Linked DNA regions of Homo sapiens: regions 1 and 3 are each linked to region 2. Evidence: chromatin loops called from intact Hi-C (ENCODE). Cell type or tissue: endothelial cell of umbilical vein. All regions are shown on one strand. Each heading gives the region's core, and the rest is flanking DNA. Links, peaks and the distances in the headings are about the cores only. Region 1 has its middle 18 kb from the start of LINC01413. Region 2 overlaps TCF12 (transcription factor 12). Region 3 overlaps CGNL1 (cingulin like 1).

Region 1 (8,333 bases), core at 1,838-6,837, 190 kb after region 2:
GTGCCCGGCCAACATTCTACTTTTTTTCATCATAACCATGTTCTGAGCACCCGCTCCGGCTCCTGTATGCTCCTGTCTGGGCCCAGGAACCCAGAGCAACAGGGGAGACTGAGTCCCTGCCCTTCAGTCATGTGCTGTCTAGAAGGAAGCCACTGGCTGTGGCTACTAAACGTGTGAATTGTGGTTAACTCTACATTGACATGTGCTGTGAGTGTGAAATACACACTGAGTTTCTAAGACTTAGTAAGAAGAAAAGAATGCAAAATATTCCATACTTTAACCAGGTTGAGTACCCCTTATCTGAAATGCTTCAGACCAGAAGTGTTTTGGATTTCGCATTTGTTCTGTTTTTGGAATACTATTTGTGTATACATAAGTGAGATATCTTGGGGATGGGACCTAAGTTTAAACATGAAATTCATATATGTTTTTTATACACCGTATATACATAGCCTGAAGGTAACTTCATATAAAATTTTAAATAATTTTGTTCATGAAACAGAAGTTTTGGCTGCATGTTGACTGTGACCTGGAACATGAGGTCAGGGGTGGAACTCTCCTTTTGCGGTGTCATGTCAGCACTCAAACGCTTTCGGATTCTGGAGAATTTCAAAGCTCAGATTTTTTAATTCGGGATGCTCAACCTGTCTTGATCACATGTTGAAATTATACATTTTTTGGATATATTGGGTTAAAGATAAAGTATGTAAAAGATAATTTTCCATGCTTCTTTTAAAAAAATGTGGTGGCTACTTACCTGTTTGAGCTTGCAGGAGCGTATTTTAAAAACGTGGCTACTAAAATATGTAAGGTCACATATGAGGCTCACGTGTGTGCTCACATGATATTGCTTAGGGACAGTGTGGCTGGAGATGGAAAGACAAACCATAAGCAAGCGTACGCATGCGGAACAAGGGTGCCTGCGAGTGGGGGTACAGGTCAGGGAGGAAGCAGTACAGGGCGGGTGGATGCCAGCAGTCAGGATGGGTGGCCTCATGGGTGGAGGGGAAGCCAGGAGAGGGAGGAGCCGGGAGTGAGCCCAGTATGAGTCATTTCTTATCCTGCGAGGGACTGGGGCCTGGGTCCTGAAGGAAGGAAGGAAGGAGATCCAGGGAGCTGTATAGGCGCCTGCCTTTATTCTTTCCCCGACTGAGTGAGGGGTCCTGGCGCTGCAGGGGCCCTCTGGAGGTCACCACCTCCATCCAGCCTCTCAGTTTCATAGGGTCAGTGTCTGCCACGGTCCTGATCTCGGGTTGGCAAACGGTCCTCAGGCCCTGCCCTCGCGGGTGCTCACTCCACAGGTGCATTAATCCAGTGCCTGTGATAGTCCAAGCCTGCTCTAAGCGCTGCGGAGGTGGTGGTGACCAATCAAAGTGCCCACTCCAGGGCAGCTCACAGCAAGGGTGGGGTGGCTGGAGACAGACAACAGGCAAAGGAACAACTACATGTGTCAGGTGTGGTCGGTGAAAAGAAACATCAAGAGGGAGCATGGATGGGTGGGAGCTGTGTTAGAGAGAAGGTGACATTTCAGGAGGGACCTGAATGAATTCAGGGATGGAGCCATGAGCACACCAAGAGGAAGAGCATCCCAGGGAGCTGGAACAGCAGGTGTGAGGTAGGAGCAAGCCAAGGACAGCATCAGGCCCACTAGTGGGACACACTGGGTGAGGGGAGAGTAGCCGAGGTGAGGTCGGGGAGCCTCCATGTCAGGGTGAGGCCAGGCAGACGAGAGTCTCATGAGTGTCCTCCATAAGCGGCAGTTATGGTTATCACTATTATTAGGTTCTAGAAGGCCACACATTCCCTGGAAAGATGACAACTACCACCACCCTCAGAATCCTCCAAGCAGAGGGGTGGTGCCTCTGGCCTCACGGCTTGGTGCATAAAAAATGGGACAGCCACACGCTTTCTTCTGCTTAGCGTATGCTAGCAGTTGATGAGACATTTGGACCGTGTGGCCTGTGGGGGTGGCAGGTGGGAGCTATCAGAGAGGCAGGAGGAGGCTCAAGTGACCTCAAGACTCAGCAGTTTCCTGCACTTAGGGAGTCAGGGCCCCAGCACCTTGTGACATTCTGCTCTACCGTTCTCCCTCTGCTCTCCAGCCCTGCTTTATCATGCCCCTCCTCCACTCAAGAACCCACAGTGGCTCCCTATTACCTATTATTCTTCAGCCGACCTTTGCCACAGTGACCATCTGTGCACCTCAGGTGTCTCTGTTTAATGGTTATTTGCCCCCAAATCCCAGCTCAGACTGCTGGAGGAAATTACTTGTCTCTGTTTTTTTTGCCAAGAGGGAAAGACTTCCTTTGATAAATACTTTTTTTCCCCAAGGAAATGAGTGTCGACTTTTCTCCGAACCACAAAGCCAGTGCTACCTGCGCTTGGTCTTCACTGTGAGAGCGCCTCACAGTCCCATGGGGTGTGGCTGCACTGCTGGTCTCTCGGGACATCTGCACTCACTCAACTGGCCTGGAGGCAAGAGCCTGCCACAGAAGGCCAACTGTCTAGTCCTGCACAGGCTTCTTCCAATGCAGCAGGATGTATTCAAAGAACACCAGACTCCCACTTCAACTGCACTCGCTCAGCCATTTATGGAGGGGCTACCACATGCCTGCCACGGTGCTGTGGCCTGACCTCCTGAAAGAGGTCCCCGTGGGAGGGGACTGATTCCAAATAGGCTTTTTTTTTTTTTTTTTTTTTTTTGAGACAGGGTTGCCCTCCTGTCGCCGAGGCTGGAGTGCAGTGGCACGATCTCAGCTTACTGCAACCCGCACCTCCCGGGTTTAAGTGATTCTCCTGCCTCAGCCTCCCTAGTAGCTGGGACTACAGGCATGCGCCACCACACCCAGCTAATTTTTGTTTTTTTAGTAAAGACGGAGTTTCACTGTGATGGACAGGCTGGTCTCAAACTCCTGACCTCAAGTGATCCACCCACCTTGGCCTCCCAAAGTATTGATGTTACAGGTGTGAGCCACCGCAACTGGCCCCAAATACACTTCTGTTAAAGAATGGGTATTACTACTTTTCAAATTGTTATGTGACAAGAGAGAAAACTATTCTTTTGAATCCAATAACCATAGCCCTCCAAGCTTATGAAAAACTTCTCCTATTCGATTGTATCTTATAATGCGTGCTCTGTTTTCCTGAGGAGGTCCAGGGTCTGGATCCTTATATCGGTTCCTTATCAAGAAGATGCGTGTTATTACGTAGCAATTTGCCAGTGAGACTCAGGAGGGCTGTGACTTTCTTGAGACCAAATGGCCATGTGATCTGGAACCAGGTGGAACCTCCATGCCTGAATCTAAAGGGTTCTCCAATCTGGCTGCATGAGAATCACCAGGGGAACTTTCACCACCACCAGCCTTCCAAGCACCACCCCCAGAGAGTCATTCCACTGGTGGGGATCCCAGGTGATTGTAATGGCCCGGGAGTTGGGAACCACTGCTCGGAAGCCAGATTGCAAGCCCTCTCTGGCCTGGGGGCAGAGGAGCCTCCTGGCTCTGCCGGTTACTCGCTGTGTGATTTGAGGTACATCTCTGGTCTTCAGTTTCTTCATTTGCAAGAAGAGAGATCCCTTCCAAGGTCTATTTCTATATGGGATCTGTGAGTTACTCGGCATCGAGAAGATGTTTGGGAAGGCCTCCTGGAGGAGCAGCATGAACATGGACTTGGACTGTGGCCCTTCCCATATCGGGCTACAGGGAGGGAGGGCAAGACCCTGCACCAGGTACCTAGTCAACGGTCGCTGTCCTCTGCACTCCACAGTCCTAGGGGTACTCTTGCTGGGGTGGAAGTCGCGACCTCCTCTGAGGGTGAATGGGCAGGGCCCACGTCTGCACCTCTCTTAACAGCCCTTTTAGGCCAAGGGGGCTGCAAATGCCTGAGGCTGTTAGGTCTTCAGGGCCAGCCTTGGGCTTCTGTGGCTCAGGAGCAGGGAGAGGGCGGCCCCAGCCCTCCGGGCTCAGCTCTGGAGGGGCTGAAAGATGGGAGCCCTGAGCTGGCAGGACCTGGAAGATGGTGTCCTCTCCATAAAACAATTCCCAAAGCCTTTCTTTGTCTTCATTTCCTGATCATGAAAAATACGTTACAGAACAAATAGAACTATGTTTATACTTCCCAAATTATGAAGGTGATTTCACGTTTTTTGGTGGGTTTTTGGTGTGCGATGGAGTTTGTTTTTCTTCTGGGACATTTTGGGCCTCGCTGCAACATGAAGGTGGGATGTTGGGGGCACCGGAGGATTTACCCTCTCTAGGCTGTGCTGGTTACTATAGTGGAGGGTCTCAGAGAGCTCCAGGCTGGGGCAGGAGGAGGGTGATTATGGCTCTGAGAATAAGAGAACAGGTGAGCCAAGCCATGGAGAAAAACTGAAGTCCTCACCTGCCAGGAGAGAAGCCATGGTGGGCACCTGCTGATTGTGGCCTGAGGGGCCGCCCTCCACAGTTCCCGTGAGCCTTGTGTGGTCAGGCGTCCCCTGACCTTTCTAACTGAAACCAGGGGAAAGCTGTTCCCCGGCGGAGCAGCAGGCGTCCCTGTCAGAGCCACCGGCTTTCTCCCTGTGACTCACGGCTGCTTCCTCCTGGTCATCTGGTCCAGGGCAGGCCTAGAGGATGTGTGTTGACTGACCATGTTCCTGCTAAAAATATGGGTCCTGGAGTCAGAATTTCTTGCTGTGAAAAGCACTTCCTGCAGGCAGGGTGCCTCAGGAAGCAGGTCATAACATTGTTTTTCTGAGCCTTTCTCTTCTTGTGTGGGGTCTCTATATTCAGAGTCTATAAACATGAACAAATGTATGTACGGTGGCCAGGAAAGCGGGAAACAGGTGGCGGTGCTCACGGGGCAGCACTGGACTGGGGAATGCTTTCAGCAGCTCCCCCCGTGGGCGTGTCAGTGTGGACTCCCTCCAAGACACTCTGGCGCAAGGGCCATTGATTTTCTTTTTCTTTGTTTCTTTGTTTCTTTTTTCTTTTTTTTTTTTTGTAAGACAGAGTCTCACTCTGTCGCCCAGGCTGGAGTGCAGTGGTGCAATCTCAGCTCACTGCAATCTCTGCCTCCCAGGTTCAGAGATTCTCATGCCTCAGCCACCCAAGTAGTTGGGATTACAGGTGCATGCCACCATGCCCAGCTAATTTTTGTATTTTTAATACAGACAGGGTTTCACCATGTTGGCCAGGCTGGTCTCAAATGCCTGACTTCAAGTGATCCGCCCGCCTCGGCCTCCCGAAGTGCTGGGATTACAGGCGTGAGCCAACACACCTGGCCTTCTTTGGTTTTCTAGCTCCCATCTACTCAGCATGGGCGGAAATCCAATTTGTTGTGCTTCCTGGCTTCTGGGGTCCTGTGGACCTGACAGGGTCTTGCACCATTCAGAGAACTGGCTCTCCGGGCCTCAGGACGCCCTGAGCACTGCTCAGAGGTTCACTCTTCAGTCACTGTGGTCCCCGGGAGCAGTGCTGATGAGTTGAAGCTCAGCCTCTGGGTATTCATGCTCCACCCCCTGAGCAGCCTTGGACACCCTTCCCCCTCACTCCTCACCATTTGCTGAGACCACCACCCCTGCCCCCCTATCTATCCCAGCCTCTTCAACTAAAGCTGCCAATCTCACGCCCTGCTCCTCTGGGACCACCTCTCCCCACACCCCATGGGCCTGAAACATAAGAGTTCTTTACTTGGGGGGTTGGGGGTGGGTGAGAACACTCAGCCCTTCAGAAACACACAGCAGCCTCTTCTCCCCAGAATCAGGAGGGGAAGGGAGAAAGGGGAAGGAAGATGCTTGATATAGTTTGGATATTTGTCCTCGCCCAAATCTCAGGTTGCATTGTGATCCCCAGTGATGGAGGTGGGATCTGGTGGGAGGTGTTGGGATCATGGGAGCCGATCCCTCATGGCTTGGTGCTGTCCTCATCATAGTGAGTGAATTCTTGTGAGACCTGGTCATTGAAGAGTCTGTGGCACCCCCCACCACCAGCTGTCTCTCTTGTTCCTGCTTTTGCCATGTGGCGTGCCTGCTCCCCCTTCACCTTCTGCCATGATCATAAGCTTCCTGAGGCCTCCTCAGAAGATGAGCAGATGTTGGGGCCATGCTTCCTTACAGCCTGGAGAACTGTGAGCCAATTAAACCTCTTTTCTAGCCAGGCACGGTGGCTCATGCCCGTAATCCCAGCACTTTGGGAGGCCAAGGCAGGCGGATCCCCTGAGGTTGGGAGTTTGAGACCAGTCTGACCAACATGGAGAAACTCTGTCTCTACTAAAAATACGAAATTAGCCGGGCATGGTGGCCCATGCCTGTAATCCCAGCTACTCAGGAGGCTGAGGCAGGAGAATTGCTTGAACCTGGGAGGCAGAGGTTGCAGTGAGCCAAGATCTCACCATTGCACTCCAGCCTGGGCAATAAGAGTGAAACTCTGTCTCAAAACAAACCAAAAACAAAAGAACTTCTCTTTTCTTATAAATTACCCAGTCTCAGGTATTCCTTTATAGTAATGCAAGAACAGCCTCTTACGCTTCATTTGTCTCTGGGAATATAGAGTAAAACAGCAGCCAAATAACACTCCAAAACAAAACAAAACAAAACATCCCAGAAGACGAATTGTAGTTTAGTTTTTTTTTTTTTGTTTTACTAAGTAGCTCCCCTTGTTACGTTAGCCTCGTTTTACAGACGAAGAACCCAGGGCTAAGAGGGTTCCTTGGGCTGCCATGTGGCACTGGGTGGGGGTTTATGGAGGTCATGGCCCCATGTCTATGCTCTCAATCTGACCAGCGTAGGCATCAGGGTGGGCACTGCCCTGCACAGAGGCCCAAGGGTGGTCCTGACCATGTTGCCCAGGATGGTCTCAACTCATCTGCTGAGAGATGGCCTCCATCACAACCTTAGCCTCTGCTGGCAAACAGGTGGAAAGGAACCAAAAGACAAGTAAATCCCAGCCATTAAAGGTAGAGCTGGCTGAGCCTCCTTCAGAGAATGCATGATGGTGACACACACCTCCACAACACCCAGGCTTGATTTATGGACGCAGATGTGCATATATCACCTCCTGTAATCCTCACAAGAATCCTATTATTTCCATTCTCCAGATCATAAAATGGGCATGCAGATGTTGAGTAACTTTACCAAATCCTATAACTAGTAAGTTGCCGAAAATGGGATCTGAACCCAAATCCCTTAAGTCCAGTGTTCTTTCCATAATATATCAGTGAATATAGCTGAGATTTCATTTTTTAGACAGATAAAAATCAAGAGAGGTGAGTACCAACGTTTGCACTTTTCATTTGACAATAATAGACAACAAGGAAACCAATTTGAAATTTCAGTCTCTCTTTAGGAACTTAAAGATGAAGAAAAACTAGGAGAGTGGTTATTCTACAAAGTACCATCAGGTGGCACCATTGCACAGCGGCTGCATATCCCCAAGGTTCAACTCAACAGAAGGGCCAGCTCAGTCTGGCCAGCTGCGACCCCACCCTGGCCATGGCATGTCCCCGCCCCACACCTTTACTAATATGATGTCAAGATCTGATGTGTGAATAAGAAACGTAGCATCCCATGTCTCAGTTAGCTGCTGTCCATGTACTAGTCCATCTATTTTTGTCTGGTAACTATTTTAAGTTATCTTGACCTTGTTAAATGTTTTAACAGGATCTGATCTGTCTCTGAAAACATTGCACTCTCTTGTCTGGAGGTGCAGGGACAGGAAGGAAACCTTTAATCAAGGTCCCCCTTGGCCTGAGATGATGGTGGGATAGGTGTGGGGTCTAGATTGAAGGTGGAGGGGTCAGAAGTCATGCAAGGGCAGTGGTGGGTTTGACTGGACGTTTGGGGCCAGGCAGGCAGCTTTGCACAGTGCATCCTTTGCCTCTGTATGGGGTCGGGAGCTTGGAAAGCTTTGGGGGTGGGGGTGGGTGGGTAATGAACACTTCTCACACTGTTTTCTGTTTTGTTTTTGTTTTGTTTTGTTTTGTTTTGAGACAGGGTCTCGCTGTGTCACCCAGCTGGAATGCAGTGGCACAATCCTGGCTCACTGCAACCTCTGCCTCCCGTGTTCAAGTGATCCTCCTGTGTCAGCCTCCTGAGTAGCTGGGACCACAGGCGTGCACCACCATGTCTGGCTAATTTTGTTTTGTTTTGTATTTTTTGTAGAGACGGGGTTTTGCCATGTTGCCCAGGATGGTCTCAAACTCCTGGGCTTAAGCAGTCTGCCCGCCTTGGCCTCCCAAAGTGTTGAGATTACAGGCATGAGCCAGTGTCCCCAGCCCCAGTTAGTTTTATAATGCTGCATGAAATCTAGATTATTTGAAAATACCACATAAAAATAATTGCTATGACATTTAAATAT
Region 2 (5,000 bases), core at 1-5,000:
AACTTCGTTTGTTTTTCCCTCTCTTTTTGAGACAGCTTCTCACTCTGTAATCCAGGCTGGAGTGTGGTGGCACGAGCTCAGCTCACTGCAACCTCCGCCTCCTGAGCCCAAGTGATCCTCCCACCTCAGTCTCCCAAGTAGCTGGGACTACAGTCACACATCATCATGCCCAGCTAACTTTTTTGAATTTTTTTGTAGAGATAGGGTTTTGCCATGTTGCCTAGGGTGGTCTTAAACTCCTGAGCACTAGAGATCCACCTGCCTCAACCTCCCAAAGTGCTGGGATTACAAGCATGAGCTGCCATACCTGGCAGACCTAACTTCTTTGTGCACATGTTATATGGGTTACTTCACATGCATGAATTCTTTTAAAGATTTTAGCTTATCTGTAAGGAATATACTATATACTATGAGCATTTAAAAATACTTTTCCTGTATCAAATACAATGTTTATTGTAGAAAATCAAAATATGGATGAGCCAAAAGAAAATAAGAACATCCCTTATTTAAGAACATTTAAACATCTTAATAAGAACATTTCCATATGCCCAGGGCTACTGTGCTGCTTTAGTCTTCTGCTCTAAAGTTATTCTGCAGGGTATTCTGTCCATAGCTAATATTGGGAGAAAGGCAATCTAATTAAGCTTATTTACATTAATGAGTATTGGTAATGTGTTACAGTACAGAGAACCTAGGATTTGGAATCAGAACCTGAATCTTAGCAGTGTGCTCAGCCTTCACTACATTTATGACCTTTGGTAATTTAGTTGACCTCAATGATTCTCATTTATAAATGATTTCTCATTTATAAAATGGGAATAATAAAACTTGATTATCAGGGGATTGGTGAGTGTGAAATAAGATAGAAAATGCACAGTAAATGTAGTTTGAAATATGTAAAAAAAAAATGTGTACTAGGGATCATTGATAATGAGTGATGGACTTCTAATTCTTACATTATTTGCTTTTTGAAGTTTCTTGGTCACCCATATTGACCACAGATTGATAGAATCTTAGCTGTTCATTTAAAAAATATATTTTAGAGAATGAAAAAGGGAAAAAGAGTTGGTGTAGGAGTCACTTTGGTAAGCACGCTGACATAGCCTCAGTTTATATACTCAGGGATGCCTTCCTAGAGCTGTTCCTGATTCTCTCTTTCTTTGAATCCACCTGATCTCTAAAAGCTAACTCTATGCCCAAAGGTCAGTCAGCCTCTCCTTATGCTACTCTGCTCCTGCTGCGTGATAGTTGAGGGTAGGAAGGCTTTTGAGTTTAGAGCAGCGTTTCTGAAGCTTTATTGCTTATAAGAATCATCCAAGGATCTTGCTATAAAATGCAAGTTCTAGTTCAGATCATCTGGTATGGTACCCGAGATTCTGAATTTTTACAAACTTCATGGCCTTGCCTCTGATCTGAATATTACACTTTGAGTGGAGTTAAAAAACATGAATGATGTTTTTTATGTGACTTTTTATTTCTAAAGCTATTTGTAACTTAGGGTATTACTCATATTGTTATTACATATACCCTTTAAGATTTCATGTTAATTTCTTCTATTTAATACAGTCTTGTTCTCTGTGTAAAGCCTCAAACTCATTAGTTGCCCCAGGGTAATAATGAGGGTAACCAGTACTAGCATAAAGTGGTTACACAGGAGAACCAATACCAAAGGAAAATGTAACTGATAGTAGCAAGGTTTTTCTTTCATTCTTAAAACTTTGTCAACATCTCTCACTAATAGTAAATTAAATGTGAAATTTAAAATGAAATTACTAGATATACAAATTTGTTACATTTTCACCATGTTACAGAGTATTCATGTAAAAATCACTTATATTTAATAGCCAGTGTATTCATATTGTTTTAAATTAGGATTTTGTCTTAGGAGAGTTATCAAGTTCTATTTATTTCTGTGATACAAAAAATATTCAAATTTATATTATAGAACTCTAAGGAAATGAATACCGGATTTAGTCAAGGCAGAAATACCAAGACACAAGGGGGCACTGTCTTACCATAATCTGACTGATTTTAATTTAGCTTTTTGTTTGCTGTGAATGTCTTTCGTTTCCAAAATTCTGTCTTCTTTGTAGTTAATCATGAAAGCTTAAATATTATACATTCCTCTAAAGCTGTAATACTTAAATCAACTGAGCTTTCAGATTTCACAAATCAAATGTGCTCTTAGCAACATTTGGGAACCTTTCATTGTATTTGGCGTGAAATTGGGAAGAGTGGATGATAATTAGAGATGGTGTAACACACTGTTAGTGTTTAGGTCTGCGGTGGGGAAAATCACTGTAAAAATAATTCAGTTGATTTGGAGAAATATAGTGCCTCTGTTAGGCAGAAATGAGTTGGGATAAAGATTGAACTGTTATAAGCTGCAGCTGCATTTGCCATAAAATACCAAGTTGGTGCTGATGAATGTTTTGTTTTTATTGTCATGGAAACTTGGAGCTGGAGAATGGATATTCTATTCATTTGGGAAAATAGCAGTGCCTTGCATAAAACATAAGGGCCTTCCAAAGCAGTTCCTTAAATAGATATTGGCTGAATATAATCCAAAAAGTTGAGGAAGTAAAAGTGAAATAAATGCAATCATTTCTGGATCACTTCTTCCATTCTCAGTACTAACAATGTAACTATATATTCAGTTATTAAGCTTATTACTTCTAGAAAGTTTAATTCCAGTAAGCATGGTATTTGTTTAACATCAGTGTAATAGTTATCTAACCCTTTAGAGCTATCTTTATATTTATTTCCTTAGTTGTAAGATATCTTTTGGGAACTCTAAACCTATATCCTATTAAACAACTACTTCTGATCCCCAAATAGTTTGTTTTTTAAATTAATCCTGCTTATCTGCTATAATCTTTCATTGAAATATTTTAAAGCATTTTATACTTTTTTTAAAGCTTTACCCAAAATAAACTCTTACCATAAAAGCACTAAGTGAGATCTTTGCATGTTCTAGGGAAAAAAAACAGAAAGTATAAAATAAAAAACCTATAAAGGTGCAGTTAAATCCTTGTGCATATTTTATAAAATTATGAATGGAAAGAGACAGTCACAGGAACAGAAAATGCAAAGGAGTTTTGGGTTCAGTTATCACATATGTGATAATAGCAAAATACAAATATGGAAAATGATAGTAAAATGTAGATAAAGTGACAATACAAATTAAAGCAGAGTTCCTAAACTTTATAATAGGAAAAGGGGAAATTGTGAGTTATAATGGTTTTACCAAAGGTTACTGGCCAAGTTTCATTATCTCTGCAAGGGAAACTAGACTTTTTTTTTTTTTTTTTAAACAAAGTCTTGCTCTTCTGCCCAGGCTGGAGTGCAGTGGTGTGGTCATAGCTCATTTCAGCCTCCAAATCCTGGACTCAACAATCCTCTCACCTCAGCCTTCGAATAGCTGGGAGTACAGGTGCACGTCACCATGCCCTGCTAATTTTTTTTTATTATTATTTGTAGAGACACGATCGCACTATGTTGCCCAGGCTGGTGTCAAACTCCTGGGCTCAAGCCATCCTCCCACCTTGGCCTTCCAAAGTGCTGGGATTACAGGTGTGAGCCACTTTACCAGGTCGATTTTTGTTAACAGTATAATAAAAAGAAAGAAAGAAAGAAAGGCTAGAGTGGGGTTATTTTAGATAGTTTAGTCAGAGAACCCTTCTCTGAGGAAATAATATTTGAATAAATGCAAATGCACCTGTAGTCCCAGCTGTTTGAAGGCTGAACCCAGGGTTTGGAGGCTGGAATGAGCTATGATCACACCACTGCACTCCAGCCTGGGCAGCAGAGGAAGACTTTGTTTAAAAAAAAAAAAAAATTGTCTAGTTTCCCTCACAGACTTAATGCTGTGACAAAAGAACAATTCATACAGAGGGGCTAACAAGCCAAACCAGCAGCCTTCAGTGGGAGGGAACTTGGAAAGTTGGAATGTTCAAGGAAAATGACAAAATACAAGTTTACAAAAATTGTTTTTTCAAAAAATGCTCAAATGGCCAGGCACAGTGGCTCATGCCTGTATTCCCAACACTTGGGAGGCTGAGGTGGGTGGATCACTTGAGTCTAGGAGTTCGAGACCAGCCTGGGTGACGTGGCAAAAAAAAAAAAAAAAAATACAAAATTTAGCTGGGCATGGTGGTGTGCACCTGTGGTCCCAGCTACTCAGGAGGTTGAGGTGAGAGGATAGCTTGAGCCTGGAGGTAGAGGTTGCAGTGAGCCAGGACTGTGCCACTGCACTGCAGCCTGGTTAACAGAATGAGACCTCATCTCAACAACAACAGAAAGCTCAAATGTACTTACAAGCATTATAACTAACAACAACGTGACCAGTTTTCCCACGTGAGACGGGTCTAGGTGTAGTCTTAAATCTATGTTTACATTGCCAGGATATACAAATCCCTCGGAGAAAGAACAGGAGTGCTTTAAGATTTTTCAGTATAAATTTTACTGTTAGTTAGCATATAGTTTGTCAAAATATTTTAATGAAATCAGTGACTTTTTAAATTGAATATAAAAGTGTCAAAATAAATGTAAATATGACGTAGCTTGCATAGTGAGAGACAGACCTCTAAGAAGCAGTAAAATTTAATAATAGCAATTTTCACCAGTGTTTTTCATGCCCTGTGGTTATCTGTAGCATATATTTAGAGTATATGTATGTGGGCAAGGGTTGGGGCCAGGAATTAAAGACCTACACAACAAAATACATGATACTGAATTTGGAGAACTGGTCACAACATGCCAAAGAAAATAGAAGAGAACTAGGAACTGGACATTGTATTTCATAACTGAAATGATGAGAAAGAACTGGAAAATTGCCAGCCTTTTAACCTTTTAGAAATAGCTATGTGTGTAGTTAGTACAGGAGATCATTTTCTTAGAGCAGTTTGTTCTAAATTCAAATATGTCAGCAGACTTAGTGGAATTCAAAGTATTTTAGAAATAAAACATCTAATGTTGGAAATAAGAGAGCACAATATCAT
Region 3 (8,333 bases), core at 1,617-6,616, 400 kb after region 2:
CACTCTGCCTCACTCCACCATAGACACGTTCTCCTTCTGGGCTCCACAGTCCCGGTCTAAACTCTCCTTGTGGGTCTTCTTCCTTTATTGAGAGTCCTAGGTCCTACAGGTTTGCGAAGACACAACGGGGAGGGGAAAAAAGAGTGTATGAGTTTTTGTCAGAAAACCTAGGTTGGAATCCCAAAGCTGCTTCCACCTAACTCTGACTCAGAAGCTGTTTCTGGACCTCCCACCTGGAAACTCAGGGTGATAACATCTGCCTCGGAGAGTTCCCGCCCAGCGCCCAGCTTGAGGGGCTCTTGATTCTTGGTGTTTCCCCTCTGGGTCTCCTGGCCGGGAGCACAGCTGCAGAGCGATGCCTGCCTCTGCTCTGCTGGCCGTTTATTGTCTTCTGGTATTTTTCAGGCGCACACTCCACAGCAACTAGATTTCTTTGTCTCTCTACAAGCCTTCAGTTTTTCTTTATCCCTTCACTTTTCGGAAAATAATCTACCTTCCGTCCCTTTCTTGCCTCTACCTTCCCTTTGAGCTACAGGCTCCTGCCTTCCACCAAGCCCTGGAGGATCCTCTTCCTCTCCCCACCCACATTCTGACCCCAAGACAGGGCTGGATCCTGTCCCTCCACTTGCTGGGTGGCTGCTCTCCTGTGACACTCCCTTCTCGATGTCCACTGGTTGTGACTTTTCTCTCCTCTGTGGCTTCTCATTGACACCTAACAATAGGTGTGGGCATTTCTTGCACACCCTCGTGCCCCCTCCAGCCCTGGGTCATAGCTGCTGTCTTAGTCGCTGCTGGATTCCAGAGGAGAAGTGTGGTGTCTATTCCCACCTCTTCACCTCCAGCGCCTCCTCTGAGCTTTGCAGTCAGGCTCACCTCTCTGCAGACCCTTCCAGAAGCAAACTTGGTTCTTGTCCAGCCTGTGTGCTTTACCGGCAGTCCTTGCCCTTCTTGCCTTTTGGGATAGATCCTGGATTCTCCCTGCCTCCCCTGACATGGGGGGTTGGAGGGGATCCCCAGGGCACAGCTGCAGATCCTCCTTATTCTTTATATATTGCTCCTTGGTGGGCTCACCTGTTCTGTGGCTTCCACCGGCATCGCCCAGTTGGCCCCACATGCATCACCAGGAGGAATCTAAGCACAGATGGGGATGTTAACACTGCCTACCTCATTGGTGGTGGCCAGGAGTAAATGAGATAATACTATTCAAATCCGCAGGACTTGCTTTCCTAAGCACAATAAATCTGTGAGCAGCTGTCACAGTATGATTTTGGGTCCTGTGTGACTACTCTCTGTCTTCCTCTCCACCCAATCCATCGATTGCTTAACCTGCCCCCTCACCTCCCTCATATGGCTAATTCCTTCCAACACTGCCCTTCTCTTTCTTACCTCCTACTCTGTGTTACTGGTGGTCTGCCCCCTTCCGGTTTTGAAAGCTGCATTCCCTACCCTGCCCATTGTATTAGCCTGTTCTCATGCTGCTAATAAAGACATACCTGAGACTGGGCAATTTATAAATGTTTAGTTGACTCACAGTTCAGCATAGCTGGGGAGGCCTTATGATCATGGCTGAAGGTGAATGAGAAGCACAGTCATGTCTTACATGGCGGCAGGCAAAAGAGACCATGTGCAGGGGAATTTCCCTTTATAAAGCCATCAGATCTCATGAGAATTATTCACTGTCACAAGAACAGCATGGGAAAGACCCGCCCCCGTGATTCAGTTACCTCCCACTGGGTCCCTCCCATGACACTGGGGATTGTGGGAACTACAATTTAAGATGAGATTTGGGTGGGGACTCAGGCAAACCATATTACCCTTTTTTCTACCCTGTCTATCCCTGATCTCATTTAGGTTTCAGCTTACTGTCTGTGTCCTGGAAGCTTTTGCTGGCCCTCTGAATCTGGGCAGTCACCCAGTGCACCCACCCCAGCACACTGTCCTTTCCTGTCATAGTGACACTGACCTCTTATGCAGGGCTCGTTCATTTGTCCCCCACTAGGCTATATGGAGAGCGGGCACTTTCTGGGTCTCTTTGTCACAATGTCCTGCATAAGACACATCATGTCGTTTGAACAGCGAACAAACCCATCCTATCGTTCTGAGACTACCCTTGCCCAGCACACAAGCGTGTGCACTCGCAGACACATGCTTGCTCTCATTATGACAATGTGGGTTTTCCCCAGGGGAAACTCCTAATGGTTGAGAGACGGGGTGGCTGCTCTGCCTAAGGATGGAGGCAGGCGCCTCTGGCTTCCTCAGAAGGGTGCCACACAGTACCCTGAAGGGTAGAGGAGGCACCAGGTTGTGCTTTTATTGTATCATTGGCCAGCTCGGGGGCCCTTACAGCGTGTCTCATTCAATCAAGTTCCTTGCTTAGGAGCCTGTATCCCAGAAGTTAGATCAACAAGGTCACAGGTGAGGGACAGACAGAGCCAGCAGGACAAGTTAGGCCACTGCTGTTTTTCTCTGTAATTGTTTCCCATTGCAGTGGAAATTTAACCATGTCCTCAGTGAAGTGCTGGGCCCTGCCCTGGGCACATGAACAGAACGGCTGCCCCTGGGAGGCACGTCTGTCCTCAGTCCCGTGGCCCAGCTGTTCTGCTGACCTCCATGTGTGAGGTGTCAGTGGCTGGTTCAGAAACCACCTTGGGAGCAGGGCCGTGAGCCTGCATTCATTCCCCTTGCACTTTGTGCTGGGGTAACAGTAACAGCAATTGTTCTGGTGCCCTCTTTGCAGTGTGTGATTCGTGAGGGCCCTGGGGCCCAGCAGAGTGGGAGCGGGCCTGAGTTGGGTGGACGTGCCCTGCCTGCTGGTCCTGGCCACTGCTGGCATTTTTCCCTTCTCTATGCAAGATGCCCTAAGGAGGCTGGACTGCCCTTCTGTGCCCGGATGTTTATGCTACAGCTGCATTTGAACTCTAGGCCTATTGGAATCCTTTTCACTTAGATGGTCCAGAGACAGAGCCATGAAGTAATGGGCAGTGCAGGGGCTCAGCCTGTCTCTAGCCCTGCTCCTGAGGTTACTTGCATAACCGCTGCCGTAGGCCTCAGTTTCCTCTGCTGAACATTCTGAACCTCCATGATTTAGATGCCTGCCAGTTAGGAATTTTAAAATGTGAGCATTTTCTTTGGACCACCTGGTACCCCCTCACCTAGGGGCAGAGGCCCAGCTTCCCCCTGTGGTGTTGGAGGCCTTTGTGTCCCAACCCTGCCTGTCCCACCAGCATCATTTAGCCCCCTTCCCCGTTGCCCACTCTGGGCCAGTGACATCATGCTGTGTGACACACCTCGGTCAGGACAAGGGGAGCCAGGGAGCAAATGCAAGCCTGGCCCAATGTGGGATGTCTCCTCTGGCCATTCCTGGGACCCCAGTTCTTGCTCTCCATGGGGGACAGTGAGGAAGGGGTGAGCTTATCTTTTACTCACTGGGGTGCTTGTACAGGTGGCGAAATTCAACTTGAGGCCAGGCCAAGTAAGCCTGTGTCAGATGCTCTCCAGGCCCTGGTGTCTGGGGCTGTGTGTGTACCTCTTAGCCACGTTGGATCCTGGAATTCGTTTTCATCCTTAAGAAGGAAAAGGTGGTTTTATTTTACTGGCTTAGCTTGATTCTTCTGGCTTCTTCAGGCTGCCCTCTGCTGGACAGTTCTGGCAACAGGGTCTGGAGCCTCCGCCTCATAACTCATTTTACTCTTGCACAAGCCACTGGGAATTGGGAGAAGAGATGCTGATGGTCAGGCGATGGGATTTCTTCCCTGGTGCTACACAGCGAGGCTCCTTTCCTGAGCATAGAGGAAACCCTCAGGAGTGTTCAGCCTTTGTCAGGTCGTCTGATGTTGCTCAGCATTCTTACTGACTTTTGTTTCTGGCATAAAAAAGGAGAAATCTAGCAGTGTCTGAGATATGCTCATGGCTCTGGGAAGCCGCTTCTGGAGTTTGAGCTTATAATGCAGCAGTCAGGAGCACAGGTGAATGCTAGCTCCCCCATTCCTCGTTATGTACCTCTTGGGGAAGTTGAGTGACTGACTCATCCTGGTTCACCTGGGACTGTCCCAGTTCAGCATGGAAACAGCCTGAGAACATCCTCAGTCCAGGCAAACTTAGACAGTGGGTCACCCTGCAAGTTGATTGACTTTTGGAAGCCTTAGTATCCTCAGAGAGATACTGTTAGCTCCTTCTGAGGGTTGTTTGTGAGTGTCATAGGATCCTACCTGTGGAGTCTAAGCAGGTGTGCCAATTTTCTAGGGCTGCTGTAACAAAGTAACACAACCTGGGTGCCTTAAAACAACAGAAATCTATTGTCTCATGGTTCTGGAGGCCAGAAATCTGAAATCAGAGTGTTACCAGGGCCATGCTGCCTCTGAGACCAGTAGGGAAATGATTCCTTGCCTCCTCCTAGCTTCTGGTGGTTTCTGGCAATCTTTGGTAATCACTGGCTTGTATACCCATCACCCCAATCCTCCATCTCCACTTCCCTGTGTCCATCTTCACGTGGCCGTCTTCCCTGTGTACGTGTTTGTCTCTGCATCCAAATTTCCCCCTTTTAAAGGACACCAGCCATACTGGATTAGGGCCCACCTTAATAATCTCATTTTTAACTTGATTACCTCTCTAAAGTCCCCATCTCCAAATAAGGTCACGGCAGAGGTACTGGGGATTAGGGCGTCAACATATCTTTTTGAGGGGACACAGTTCAACCCCTAACAGCAGGGCTAGCTTTGACTCTTACTGTTATTTGTATTACCAGTATTGCAATCATCAAGAAACCAAGAAAGAACTAAGAAACAGATCCCGTACCCCAGAGCAGATGGCACGAGGGGCTGGGTAGGGCAACCCCCTTCATAAAGTGGAGGTTGACATTCAGTTCCTTGCCACCATTTCAGTACAAAAGATACAGGAACAGTCCTTCTAACCTCTGGGCTTTTGTTCTGCTTGCTGTAGATGGAGCAGTTGAGGAATGAGCTACTTCAGGAGAGAGCTGCGAGACAAGACTTGGAGTGCGACAAGATTTCCCTGGAGAGGCAGGTGAGGGCAGCCAGCCTGTGAGCTGCCCCCCCGTCCATCCGCTAACCCTCCCCCACTTCACTGCTTTGAACTAGAAGCCCTTGGAGGTCCCTCCTTTACTTGGCATCCCAAGAACTCTGGGGGGTAACAGTCCTTTTCCAGAGTTGTTTTTCCCGGTCATATGAAATCTGCATGGAAGCTTGGCAGCTGAGGGAGGAGGAATTGCATGTGTTATTTTCTAGATCCTGAAGAGGGCTAAATTCTAATGTAAAGAGAATGAAAAAGAATCCACGTCATCAAACACATGAGTGGCTCAGAAAACTTCATCGGGTCATTATTTCTTTTTCATGATTTCTGTTCATGTTCTTCACTGCACAGGACTGGCAAAGGAGCCTATTTCTCCTGTCCCCCTGTAGGTTTATAGGGCAAGGCAAAGCCCGTTTGACATCCGGGAGTCTTAGGACATGGCAAAGGTTTCATTCAGGCTTATGAGGGAGTGTGATAGAACTTCTTCTTCTGGCCTGCAGCTGAGTTCAGGGGTTTTCCTTGGAAACATCTCTGTGTTCCCCAGGTCTCCAGGCCACAGGCCCTGGTGTGGAAAGCAGCCTCATCGCATGCAGCGACCAAACACCAGGTTCTGCCCCATATTCTTCGCTGCTCTGCACAGAGCGTGGCAGACACATAGCCCCTCACAGTCTCCCTGTGTTGTTCCAGAACAAGGACTTAAAGAGCCGGATTATCCACCTGGAAGGTTCCTACAGGTCCAGCAAAGAGGGGCTGGTTGTGCAGATGGAGGCCAGGATCGCGGAGCTGGAGGACCGCCTGGAGAGTGAGGAGAGGTGAGCCGGGCCCACCCACTGCAGTGCGGAGGCCCCAGTGGGCAGTGACAGTCCCATCGCAATGTGTTGTCACATTTGGGATCTGTCCTGATCCTCGTAGCCTGTGAGGAAGGCAGAGCAACTACACCCTTACTTTTATTATTTCCATTTTATAGGTGGGAAAACAGAGACCCATCAAAATAAGTGACTTGAGTAAGGTAGCCTGGCTGGATACTGGTGTAGCTGGGTAAAAGTTTAGGACCCCCACTTCTCAGTCTATGGTGGTGCCACTGTACTTGCTGTCCCTTTTCCCGTTCTCTAAATAGGACAGGCTGCCTTGGAAGCTACAGAGTTTGAGCCACGTTAGAGGCCAGAAGGCTGACTCTGCCCTGGCGGCCAGGTGTATTTAAGCAGAGGCTGACTAGCCACCAGTCAGAGATGGGGCAGGTCCTCCCGCAGTGTGTGGGAGGGACATGGGATCAAGTGAGCACACTCCTTTCCAGCAACTCAGTTCTCTGCAGCTAACTCTCTAATGGCAGCCCGAGGGCCAGCACCAGGTTCAACTTGAGCAGCCTTCCAGCAGTCGTTCTGACTCACAGCCCCTCACCTTCCTAGAAGGAGCGTGGTGTGCCGGCATTTGACACTTTACATTATCTATTGTGTTAGTTGGACTTTTGGGGAGTCAGGCCAGAACAGCCTGGAGTAGACCCAAGACATCTGCAGTTTGTGACTTCTTGCCTTACAAAGTAAAGCTCAGAAACTCCGGGCAGGTCGAGCCATGGCTCAGCCCCTTGCTGGCTCTGAAGCCTTGGGCCAGTCACTCCCCTTCTCAGAGCCCCATTTCCTCACGTCTCTCACAAGCAGCTTTTTCTGCTGTGAAGTTGTGTTTCCCTGACCCTAAGCCTTGAGCTGACCAGGCACCCCTGGCTGGAGCTTCCCCTCCTCCACAGCCTAGGCTGGGCCCCCTGCAGGGATGGGAGTGAGAGGGTTCTTGGTTCTGTCTCCCCTCTTCCAGGGATCGGGCCAATCTTCAGCTCAGCAACCGGCGGCTGGAGCGGAAAGTGAAGGAGCTGGTGATGCAGGTGGATGATGAGCACCTGTCATTGACTGATCAGAAGGACCAGGTGGGGAGCCTCTGCGTGCATTTGCTCTTAGATGAGATTGCGTGTCTCAGGCTGAGGGAGCAAGGGAGGCAAGGCCTCCCTGAGCAGGAGTGGAGTGTGAGTGGGCTGATTCCTCCCTTTCCACGCACCCAGTCACATCATCAAATGGGGGCTTCTTGCCTACGTAATTAGGGGATATCAGCAAATTCTACACCCTGAGTTTGGCTTTAAAGAGTCACCCTGTCTTAGTGCCTGCTCTCCATGTTTCCCAAGAGACTGGCTGCCCCATTGCCCATGTCTTGGTTGCCTGGGGAGATGGTGGCTGGACCTGGGGTAAGCTGAGCGCTGGGGCTGGGCCATCAGCCGGCACTCAGCCCACATTCTCTCCCGGTGCAGCTGAGCTTGCGTTTGAAAGCCATGAAGCGGCAGGTGGAGGAGGCTGAGGAGGAAATCGACAGACTGGAAAGTTCTAAAAAGAAGCTGCAGAGGGAGCTGGAGGAGCAGATGGACATGAATGAGCATCTGCAGGGGCAGCTCAACTCCATGAAGAAGGACTTAAGGTGGGCAGGTGTGGAGGCCACAGAGGGCCGGGTAATCTCCCCACAGTTGAGACAGGCTCTGCTTTCAGAGCATTCACACTCCTGTTGTCTCAAGCCAGCTCCTCATTGTTGCTTTTGGGGTTATCGTATCTTAGAGATGAAGGTGGCTGTGTCCACTTTAGTCACCTTACATGGGCAGTAGGGTCTCATGCATGTCATTCTTATACCAATGCCCCAATGCCAGCTGAGCTGGGTAGATATCATCCCTGTTGATCATAAGGGGAAACAGAGGCTTAGGGCAGATAAGACTAGCTCACACCATCATGGAGGGGCAGTTCCTGGGCCATCCTGGGCTTTTTTCTGACTTAGGGAGAAATAAGGTGAAGTTCTGGTTTGTATCCTCAAGAGGACTAGGATTCCCCAAGCCTGGTTTCCAGGAGAGAGCAGCTCTCTGAAGCTGTCTGCCGTGGTCCTAAGGATGGGGACGTGGAATGCAGGGTTGGGGACTTTGTGGGTTGCTTTTTCTGCTCTAGGGTCTCTCCCCGGGGTATGAGGTAAGGTTCATGAGATTAGGTTCATGGTAATCCATAGAGCTGAGCCTTTCTTGGAGGCTGGCTGTGACGTGGGGCTCTTTGCTGGCTGCCCGGGTAGTTCTCATCAATGGACAGAAGGCTCCAGCCCATTGAGAGTCCTGTAAAACAGGGCCTATCAGGTCACTGGCCCCAAGGTTGGCATTAGGGTGCAGCATTTAAGAGGGCACCAAAAATCTCAATAATTAAGATAGATAACATTTTAATGCAATATTTAAAAGATAATGCATGCAATCCATGGTGAACAAGATACCAAAATTTTAAATTAAGACAAGATCAATA

What was found. A loop is a pair of places that touch in the nucleus more often than their neighbours do. Peaks named below come from ENCODE experiments on the same cell type or tissue, not always from the same donor. Only the 100,000 strongest peaks of a DNase experiment are listed, where the experiment ranks them.
Region 1: a loop joins it to region 2, with 7 times the contacts of the local background. A loop is called at or near these places in 6 of 110 quality-filtered maps.
Region 3: a loop joins it to region 2, with 6 times the contacts of the local background. A loop is called at or near these places in 11 of 110 quality-filtered maps.

The regions. Positions count from the first base shown.
Region 1 is chr15:57,333,470-57,341,802 of GRCh38, forward strand. No RefSeq gene overlaps it. Among named protein-coding and RNA genes, the nearest start is that of LINC01413, 18 kb to the left of the region's middle. In endothelial cell of umbilical vein, for the core only: a CTCF peak has its summit at 4,581; DNase peaks (open chromatin) are centred at 2,322 and 4,722; H3K27ac peaks cover 3,252 bases.
Region 2 is chr15:57,144,589-57,149,588 of GRCh38, forward strand. All of the region lies in intron 5 of TCF12 (transcription factor 12), which reads left to right. Among named protein-coding and RNA genes, the nearest start is that of SNORD13D, 130 kb to the right of the region's middle. In endothelial cell of umbilical vein, for the core only: a CTCF peak has its summit at 2,018 (motif pointing right); DNase peaks (open chromatin) are centred at 2,013, 2,423 and 4,833; H3K27ac peaks cover 361 bases.
Region 3 is chr15:57,538,758-57,547,090 of GRCh38, forward strand. It overlaps CGNL1 (cingulin like 1), which reads left to right. Exons shown (of 19, transcript NM_032866.5): 15 at 4,939-5,022; 16 at 5,716-5,840; 17 at 6,835-6,943; 18 at 7,319-7,482. Among named protein-coding and RNA genes, the nearest start is that of GCOM1, 49 kb to the right of the region's middle. RefSeq lists enhancers at 1,699-2,038, 2,179-2,498, 7,183-7,811. In endothelial cell of umbilical vein, for the core only: a CTCF peak has its summit at 3,657 (motif pointing left); a DNase peak (open chromatin) is centred at 3,624.